Regions from separate parts of the Homo sapiens genome. Here region 1 is linked to region 2. The links are chromatin contacts, found by Hi-C in ENCODE. All regions are on one chromosome and are shown on one strand. Each heading gives the region's core, a stretch centred on a gene start or an enhancer-like site at or near the end of the contact. The rest is flanking DNA. Distances are from core to core; before and after follow the strand shown. Region 1 has its middle 220 kb from the start of USP25. Region 2 holds the start of RBM11 (RNA binding motif protein 11).

Region 1 (5,475 bases), core at 2,435-4,934, 1.3 Mb after region 2:
CCTAGTAGTTTACTAAGAGTAGTACAGACAGACTCTGTTCTTCTACTACTATCTCCATCCACAATCACCTGTAAATGTTTATTGATACAAAAGTAAAATGTTCCTTACAGGCATGGTTTCAATTCTAAATTTCATAAGACTGAATTTTTAAAAATCCTTCCAAAATATATAAAGGCATTCCAGATTTAAGGTATGTTTACTTTGTAAAATAGCAGAGAAAACATAAAGAAATGGAAGTTTATAATATGCAAAGTTGTAGATATTTAGAAGTATTCAAAAGAAGGTCTTTGGCAAGATATTTTTGATATTTCTAATCAAAAGATAGGTAAGTGCTAATCCAGTACTTATGCAAGAGAAAATTCCCTGAAAAAAATGGAAAAAGACATTCATAAAATGTCTCAACTTTTTATGATTAAGTTCAATAGACAAAAACTTTGCCAAATTACTGTGAAAATTTCTAAATGTTTATTCTCATTTCTATACTTACCTTATTGCGATCCAGTATCAGTTCAGAAGCAGGTATCAGGCTATGAATCACATTTTGAGTAGCACTGGCTTAGCGGTCTTCATCCAGTGTATTTCTAGAGGTTCACTACTAATTCCTATGGAGACCTTTGTTTTCCAGAACAAAAATTAAATCAAGATGCAGATGAAAGTCAATACCTCCCTCTTAAAAATAGAAATCTTCTTTGTATTCATCATGCCTTAATATTGTATTCTCTTCTTACACCAAATAGTTTCTCTGGGTGCCTGGGAGAAGAAAGCATGAGTAAGAACAGAATGAAAAAGGAGACCTAGGAGATATGCTGTATTGTTGATTTATGGTCATATGTAACATTTATATGCCATTTTTCATCTGTTTCTTCTAAACGAGCTCAGCTCTTACTAATGATCAGTGTCCTGATAGTCAAGGTGTTGGCAAAGTTTCCTTAGGAGCAGGACTATTGTTTTTTCTCCTATATCAAATGACAGACCATTGATTCTCTAAGGAATGTCAAAAAACTATTACAGATTTTAAGACTAAACCGATAGTGTGAATAATAAATTTAAGATTATTTTAGTGACTCATTCCAAAATTTGAGGTAATCTGCTTTTCTTCTGACAATAAAAAGAGGGTAAATCGGCTTAATACTATGGGTCAGGGTGGAGGCCCAGCATGGCCCTGTGATATTCTAACCCTTGTGGGTGTGAGTTCTCATTGAGTACGCTGTCCTTGCCTTCCATTCCTTGCTATTGCAGTGTCATGCAGCTTACTTGCTCTCTGCCCTGTGCCACAGGCCTTCTCTCACTCGGTAGCTGACCCTTCATGTGTTTAGCTCCAATGGTTTGGAATCCTTGCTTTCTTTTCTCACCCTCTGAATCACTTATTATCTTCCTAATTAAAGCACCTCTTCATTAGCATATGATGAAATGCATGGAGTAGTGTGGGGCACCTTGTTTTAAAAGGCCTACTAATGACACATAAGCAAGATTCTCCCTCCCAGTACCAATGTCTCGGCCCCTGTGACTCATGATCTAGCTGTCTAGTCCTCTCTATCTCTATTTCTATTTTATTTATTTCTTAGAATCCATAGCTTTTTCCATATTTACCATCACCTTGAACTAGGAAAATGAAGTATGGAAAATAATTAAACCATTAAAATGTTAATATTTTTCTATACTAGCTTTCCTGCAGCTGGAATATAATGAGCTAATGAAGCCAAAATTTTTTTCAATTTTATTTTTTAATCCTATGCTATATAGTTTGAAATAGCAAAGAGCAAAATCAAGGTTGTAAAAAGATGTACAATGGGTGATTGAGAAGATACTCTAATGGAAATATGGGTTATAGTTAATGCTGTGTTTGTTCATTTTTAAAATATCATTTAGCACTTACTATGTTCTAAATCTTTGGGATACAACAGTGAATGAAACAGATAAACATATTCTAGAGAATTAATGCAGAGAGTATTGTTAAATAATTCAGAATAACATTTAAATTATGTTTAATAACATAATTTCAGACCCAACATATAAAAACAAACTGATTTTGTAAAATAACATTAAACATTATTTGGGTACTCAATAAATTGGAGTGCATCTGCTTGAAATATAAGAGACTTATGACATCCTGGAGAATGTTAGCTAGCTTCCTATTGGGGGAAAAGTATAATTTGATATAGTGTTCTTAATATTTTTAGGAATTCATATTCTCTTTAATTCTGTCAACGTGCTTCTAAGTACTGAAAATCATATTAGGAAAAAGCTGGCATTCAAACATGCCATAATCATTATTTTTAGTCTAAATTTTTCTGTATTTGAAGGACTTACTCCTTGAGCAAGTGCTTACTAAGGAATCCTTTTTATAAAGTAAAATACAACCACATATTAAGACACAGTTGTTCTAATCATGCATGTGGCTATTTTATTATGGCTGTTATATAAACACTACACCATATTTCGCCAACAGAAATGCAAAAACATTATGAAAGTGTTACTTCTGATCAGATATGTATCTGAAGCCGTTGAGTTTTTATATCAGGGATTGTATTATTCTGGCCACCTGGGGAAATAAGCAGCCAGGAAAATCTGGCTTGGACTGGGACAAGACTAATGCACTAATACTTATTTATGAAAGCATCATATATTCTGCTCTTCCGTGAATTATTGCAGTAAGAGTTTCACTGCAGTGTACATAAGGTGAAAATAAAAGCTGGAATGCTTCACTATGTGAATGTGCCACAACCTACCACTGAAGAAAGGTTAAGGATTTTTCTTTGATTTTTTAAAAAACTAAAACAAATTTATTTAGAGTCTCAATTATTGCTCAGTTAGGATAGAGACCTTTCAGCAGGGTAATATGTTGTTGCATGAGCAGATTTTTTTAACAGTAAAAAAGAGTATTCACTGAGGTTTTATGAAGATTAATCGATACTCTGGATAGATATTAGATTAACAGTCTTCAGATCCATTAGAAAAAGATGGGCTCAGATAGTTTAATTTAATATTTTTCATTTTCCAAAGATTATTCATGTGAATATCCTTGATGAGTTCATTGTTGTCTTCAAGAAAAAGCCCGCGCTTCCTTTTAGAGCTATATAATCAAATGACCCATCAAATTAATTAATAGAATTTTAATCTAGTGCAGCTAGCATGCTAATTAACTTGTCAAGTATGTACACAAAGTCTCCATGAAAGTTATTTTTGAAAGTCTTTGCAAGTGTGTTATGTGTGATTGCAAGTGCATGCAGTACCTTTGAAGCAATACACAAGAACCTTGGAAGGAACAATAGCTGGTTCCACTGAAGGAGGAGAACTGGGCAGCTGAGAAGCAAGGGAAAAGGAAGACAGACATTTTAAATTATGTGTCTTTTGTATTTTGAGTTCTGTTCCATTAGCATATATTACTATTTTTAAAATTGTTTTAATTAAATATTTGCCCAAGATGCAACAAAAGAAAGAGAAAGGTAAGAGAGGGACAAGAAAAGGGTAAAAAAGGGGATGTGAGAGGGGAGGAAGAGAGAAGCAGGGAACGCTTAACATGCTGTTGTAACCCACTATTACAAAAATACCCTAATCTGAGATCCTCTTTCCTTCCTACTCTTCTCCCCATGAAAGTTCCACTCAAACTAATCTGAATCTAGTTCAAGTCCTCATCATCTCTCGCCTGGTTGACTGCCACAGACTTCTGTCTTCCCTGACTCTGATGTTATCTGAACCATCTGCAGAATAAAGATCTCTGCCTGCCCCGCCTCCATCATTCTCATTTCCTCCTACCTTACGCTTGAAACTCTAGCAACACTCAACTGCTTGTTTCTTTTTCAGCAGTGCATGTATTTCCTGTTCTTCATGCTATTGCTCCTGTGGTTATCACCACTTCAAACATGCTATGGCCTTCCTTTGCATTTATGACATTGTATTGTAATTATCTGTTTGTGTGAATATTTTCCTCCCTGGACTGCAATGGACTTTATTTACATTAGCAGGATCAGGGTCCACTCTTCTGTCAACACGTAAGGCTGCTCAACACGTATTGATCAACACTGGGAAAGACAGCGTCCTCCACCTAACTCTCTGAGATCTTATGAAAGGCATTTTAGCTGCTATTTCCCTATTTCATAAATGTAAACAGCACAATATACCAAAATAATTCATCTCTTGTGAGATTATCCACTAGTTAATGTTTCCATTCTATCTAGAACCCAAATGTGCTAGTATCCATATCATCACCGTTGACTTCCTCACATTTTTATTATGGAATTTGTCCAACCTACTCAAAAGTAGAGACAATAAGTAATGAGCCCCATGTGCCAATATCTTGACAGTTTCATTTCATGTATTCCCCAAACACCGATGTTTAAAGCAAGTCTCAATCACTGGAACGTTTTACCTGTAAACACTTAATTATACTTCTCTATCACAATAAGGATTTTTTAAACATAATGACCGTGACAGTGATTGATAGTCTATCTATGACATTATAATCTGTTTTAACATTTTAAATAATTATATTAGGAAGTCTAAATTCCAAAATCATTTTCAATCTGTTTAAATAATTGGGGCATCACTATACTTTTTGGACGTTTCTCTTCAGTAACTGGAAAGGGTTCGGCAAAGATTAACAATCTGCATTTTTGCAGATGGACAAGTACTGTGTGTTCAGGTCAGGCCTGAAGAGTATTAAAAGAACTCTGAGGAGGATGTTTCAAATATCCTGGCTATGCCACTCAAACTAATGCTATTAATCGGCTCCTACCTCTCCCTCAACTCTCATAGACACTAAATTCCTATCTATAACTTTTCAGCAAATATTATTCTCTTTACTTGAGTTATCAAAGATAGCCCCAGAGCAATGAAACTATTCAGTTCCAAAACCATCACATTTACTACGATTGTCACAACAATAATCCTTTCCTAAACGTATACATTGTTTTAAATGTCTCAGGACACTCAGAGTCAATGTTAGTTTAATTTAGTTACTTTAAAAAACGAAAGTTGAAGTCAATAAATCTCACCATGGGCAACCTGTTTCCTAGCTTGGGCTGCAGACACAACAATTTATCTCTTGGAGTTACCCGTAACTCTCTGGAGCTATATTTGTGACTGTCCTAGGAATATTAGCTAAAGCCCAACAAAGAGGTGAAAGTTCTGTTGCAGTCAAAGTGATACTTGTCCTTACAGAGAGTTAAAATAATATATCATAATAATAGAAATATAAAAAATATAGTAGGCATGTATATTTATATATGTGAAAGACTGAATACATATGAGTAGAAAATTAATGCCAATAATACTCAATGTACATTACTCCTCCTATCATAACAATATGTATAACTGCCTAATAAATACTTCATATGACATAAAAAAAGAAAAAGAAAATTAATGCCAATAATCCAACTAAATCCATCAATCATTGAAAAAATTGTACATTTTTCTATTGTTTCAAATCTGCTGATTTTTCTGGTTATGTATGTACTCTTTAGAGAATGTTAAAAA
Region 2 (5,433 bases), core at 1,047-3,546:
CTCAGAGGCTGAGGCAGGAGAATTGCTTGAATCTGGGAGGCGGAGGTTGCAGTGAGCCGAGATTGGGCCATTGCACTCCAGCCTGGGCGACAAGAACAAAACTCCATCTCAAAAAAAAAAAAGTTGGCTGGGCAAAAGAAGATAAAGAAATGAGCTCTAATTATACATATATAGACATACAGAGGTATACATGTATATATACATATATTTTCATTTATTATATGTTCATTCAGCTAGGGACATCAGACATCCTGATATAAATGAAGAAAGGCTAGCTCTTTATAGAGTGTTACATGTATTTAACCCATTAAAACCTGATATATGACTAATGGTACAGTAAATACTGAAAGTGAAGTGAATTATTTTTAACCTACTACTAGATTTATTACCATGCATGCATTCAATATGAGTTAAGAAACAGAACATGCTTACATTAGAAAAATGATATATTGAGATCATATTCTGAAAAAATTGCTAACTACAGAAGCTGACTTTCAGAGTTTATAATATTAACTAAGTATTCTAGAATTATAAGCACTATAAACTTATGTACGGCCAGAAGAGGATATTATAACACCAAAATTATGCACATTTGTAGACAAAGAAGGATGCAAATTTCAATAGAACAATATAATATGAACATTAATTACAAGTGTAGTTAAAGGTTTGTAGCATACGCACTCATATACATGCAATGGTTTAAACTGAAACCTGAAGATACAGCTTGCATATAAGAAGTGTCTGAGGGGAATTCAAGGAGGAAATATGTTGCTTTGATGAGATTTATGAAGTAAATGAATACAAATAAATCAAGAGGTCTACACATAACAGAGACTTGCAAGTATCCATTCATTTGATCAACATATATTTATTTGCCTACAATATGAGTGTTTCCTTAACTCCTTCTTACTGTACCGCAACTCTACTGATGATAGAGGAAAGAAAAAGGAAAAAAAAAAATGGAGACAGGACTTATATCAGTTGAAGGTAACTACTGAAGTTACTAGCATTTATATTATATTTGTGAGGGTAGAAAGGCTGTCTCTCCCAAAGTATAAGCTTTAGGAGGTCAGACTTTTATATTTCCCTTTGTTTTCCAAGAATTAAGCATTCAGAAAATACCTATTAAATGAAGTAACTATATTTAGTCCAATCCATTCCTTAAGAAACAGAATCCGAATTCCAAAGAGAAATTACTTGTTCAAAGTAATAAAACTATGTAATGTCAGAGATCAATTAGAAATTAGGATTTCCTAAAATGTGTACCTTTTCATTAGAAAAGATGACTTTTTTTGGTCCATCAACCAGATAAAAGCATGCTTCCTCAATTCAAAATGAAATTTTATCACGATGCCAAACTAAAGGTCAAATAATGTTCTGATCACCTATATGATATTCATGAGATGATCTCAAGGTCCTATGTAGACGTATGGTAGCTTCAGAAAGGAAGCCAAGTTAACAGTTGACAGCTGATTTATCAAAGTATTGAGATTCTAAGTTTTCTTTCTCCTTTCTTGTAATTTTATTGTTCATAAGACTTTTATTAAAAACAAAAATTATCCCCAAGAAAGAACTAAGCCTTTAGCCTGGTACACCATATACAAAGTATAGCCCTGAAACAAAGTACAGCCGTTGGATCCTGACACAAACCCTAGCTGCCATCCTCAAAAATTCTGGCTTAGACACAAAACTGGCTCACTCTCACCAGTATATCCCTTGGTATTTGCTTTCTCAAGTTCCTTTTGGAGTCCACTTAAAACCTCTGCGACCAGTTTCAAAAACTCATCTAGGGAGCACTTTCTAGGAAAATAAACTTTAATTCTAGTTTTCTGTTGTATCCACATCCATGCAAACATCGATTCTTTCAAAAATTATTTATAGTTTAATATCTTCATGATTTGTTCATTTATTCTTTGGACCCAAAGAAATGTATCTCCCCGCATTTGCCTGGGAGCTTCTGCAATGAAGTTACCACAATTTAAATCATCTCTACAGTGACTTTATTTAAAATGTTGATTGAATAAATCCAAAATCAATTAATGTGCCAGAAAAAAAGGAAGCCACCCCACTAGCTAAAGAGTAAAGCCCTTTCTGCATTCATCTTTCTTACTCTCACCCACTCTCCCACCGCCCAGCCCTACGCCAGGCGAGGGAGCAGTGCGGTGGGCGGTACCCCAAGTCCGCTGGGGGCGTGGCCCTGGAGCCATGCCTCGCCCCCAGCGCGCGCTCCCGGCGCCGGCCCCGCCCCCTCACCCAGGCGGCGCCGTAAAGCCGGAGAAGGGGCGGGGTCTCAGCTCCTACTTCATTCTACGGCCGAGACCGGAGGATGTTCCCTGCTCAGGAGGAGGCCGACAGGACCGTGTTTGTTGGGAATTTAGAGGCCCGAGTTCGGGAAGAGATTCTGTACGAGCTGTTCCTTCAGGTACCGTCTCTGGGAAGGGGCGGCGGAGGGGCGGAGCACGTCGGGCCGGAAACATAGCGCGCACCTGGACCACCCGGAGCCCGGCCCCCTTCCGTCCCATCCTGAGCAGGGGTTTTAATTTCGTTTCCTCTTGGCGCACCTGTCTCCAGGTGAGCGGCTGGGGAGTGAAATGAGGGCGCGTTCCCCATCCCCATCCGCGCTGCAGAGTCCTGGGGTTGGGCAGGGACGTGGTTCCTTCAACCCCCGTTTCTGATTAAGGGCTTCCCAGAGGCTGCCTGGGCCTCGGGTGTGCGCGGGCAGAACCGAAAACAGCCTGGTCACTGTTCTCCGTCAAGTAGTAAGCACGCCTGACATCCCCCAAAAGGAGAGGGGTCGCTTTTATAATGTTTCCTTTTACACCTTGCTCCTTCCTTCAAGCCCTTTTATGCGGACAGTATTTTTATTCCAGCATGAAAAGTGAGATTTGAGATGATTTGGCAGCCAACTTACCGTGACTGTGACCAGGTGATTCCCTGGACAAGGCCCTTTAATTCATACCAAGAGGACCTTCGGAAACTTTGAGATCTGGTACCTCTAGGATTAAGCCTGCTGTGTCCTGTATACACGCTCACTTATCGTATTGTCCTATACAGCTAGGTATCACTTGCCAAAAAGATACACTCATTCAGCCATTCCCCTAACCGTGTAATGATCCGGAATTACGGGGCAAATACTGAGGGTGCTGGGAAAACAAATTGACGAGACATCCTTTTATCTTCCTAACAGGGAGAACTTAAAATTACAATGTTTACGATAATCTATAAAAAGAGAAGGGACATAGATAGAAAAGTGGTTCCGCGTGCGAACTCTGAGGTCAGCAGTGTGACTCTGAGCCTGTCAATGAATTCCTCAGTGCTTCAGTTTCCTTATATGTCAAAAGAGAGTAGTAGTATCTGCAGTATAATGTGGCTATCGGAATATGTGGCCTAATGGTAAAATGGCTACAGCTGAGTCTAGCACTCGCTGTTTGCTACCGCTACTACTGCTAATGGTACTGCTGTTATTATTAGTAATAATACTAACATCAAGAGAAATCAATAGTTACTTTCTCCTATCAGAATAAGGGAAAGTTCCGAGGGAGGCAATTACAGAACTAAATTTTCAGGATTGAATGGGTCAAAGGGGTCCTTTATTTGGTTGTGAAAGGACTTACTTTTGTCTCGAAACTTAACTAAAGCAACCCTCTTTTAATTGTAGATACAATTTGGTAGAGAGGGTTCTTTCCAGGAATACAGTTTCCTTTCCTGGACGTAAAACTTTTTTATTATTTGAAAAATATTATTGATTTTAAGACTTTTAGGTTCATCCTTTTAATTCATCTTTTTAAACTTGCCTCCTTTTTTATGAACTCTAATCCATATCTGTTTTTTCATTCAGTATCATTTAAAACTTACTATATTAAGTTAAAAAAAACAACAACAAAAACCGAAAGAAATATAAAGTAAACTTAGAGTTATTTTTCTCCAGAAGACTTCTTTCACTTTGAGCCTCCAAAAAAAGGAGAGTGGAAGACTGGGGTGGGATTGCATTATCCAATAACCATTATTTTTAGTCAATCAGGACTCGATCAATATCAGTTGTGTGGATCCACAAGACTATATATTATCTTCTCATTCTTTATCAGTTCCTTCTTCCACCTAAGCAAAATATAAATTTTATTTAATAGATCAGGTAAGAAGCATAAGTTCTTATTTTTGTCTAGGTATTGAAAGGAATTGCCAAAGTGGAGTTTCTCTTCCACTTTAGACTTCAACACCCAGCAAAACTTGACAACTATCACACTATGTATTTCATTGTGATTTAAAAAATACTGTAAGATAGTGTGATTGTTGCTAAAAGTAAGTCTTCATGTTGACTTTTATCTTTACAAATGCTTTGAATATCTAAATTTATGTCAAAATTCAAATCACGTAAGCATGTTCTGTCCCATAGTGATTACATCTATTTAATATCTGTATAAAAATCACCAATTTTATTGGTTTTTATATTACAGTATATTTATCCTTTTACTATTTTCTTTCAAATTTCTGATTATACTTGGAAATGAGAAAATCAGATTTATTATCATTACACTTTTAATACTAGAGTTGAGATTTAGAGAAAATATGGTGAATTCAGTTTCAAATATGTTGAGATTGAAGTACAAAAACATAGACATCTCCAGGAGGTGTCTCCATGAAAGAGACATGGTGGGAAAAGTAAATTTGTTGATGAGGTGGTCCTTGAAGCCAGAAGGGAAGGGAAGCTAGTCCCTGGGAGAGCACAGAGAATGAAAGGAAAAGACTAAATCTTAACACACAGAATTATTTTAAAGATGATCATTAATATTTTTCTTTAGAGTAAAAGCAATTTTTTTATTTATGCAACTCTACAGGGAAAAATAATCAGTTATTAAAGTCTGAACCATTCAGCATTAAATCAGTTGTTTGTGTTTGTAAGTGCCTCCTCCAATCATTATCATGGCTGTGATGTAATTTTTCGTTAGTTGTAATTAACAATCTTCTATGATATTTGGCTCTGTGTTTTTAAATCTTCATTGCATATTATAGGTTTTTCTATCAATATAATCTGAATATTTATAATTTATATTTTATTCCGTTTTAGTAACACACCATGGAATAATATCTCCAGTTGTTAGATTTAGAGCCTCTCTAATTTCTCACACTTATAAACAATGCAATATACTTAAAAGTCTTGAACATATTTAAACATTTTTCCTTTGGAAATTTACCAGATGGAGTTTCCAAATCAAAATGCATGATAAATTTATTTATTCTTGAAAAGATATTTAATCTTCATGACAGAAAATTTAAACTATGATATAACATCGCCAGCTTTTTTGAGGATAACTCAACCAGCATTGAATTTCTCATTTCAGTTATTTTTTGAATTCAACACTGTGAATGTGTATGGAGACAAAGTAGTATTTTAATCTTAGATTTATATGTTTTCTAAATTGGTTTGTTAAGCCT

The links. Hi-C counts contacts between places; a loop is a spot of excess contacts on that map. Pooled maps may share reads with other maps.
Region 1: a pooled map shows a loop between it and region 2 (5-fold over the local background). The contact joins the enhancer-like site here to the promoter of RBM11 in region 2. A Hi-C loop is called at or near these places in 5 of 50 pooled maps.

The regions. Positions count from the first base shown.
Region 1 is chr21:15,510,632-15,516,106 of GRCh38, forward strand. No RefSeq gene overlaps it. Among named protein-coding and RNA genes, the nearest start is that of USP25, 220 kb to the right of the region's middle. Within about 2 kb of position 3,685, at least 6 of the 41 ENCODE cell types and tissues checked have a DNase peak (open chromatin) inside an H3K27ac peak, as active enhancers do.
Region 2 is chr21:14,213,861-14,219,293 of GRCh38, forward strand. RBM11 (RNA binding motif protein 11) reads left to right here and starts at 2,297. Exons shown (of 5, transcript NM_144770.5): 1 at 2,297-2,422. The coding sequence starts at 2,327. RefSeq lists a silencer at 2,114-2,343.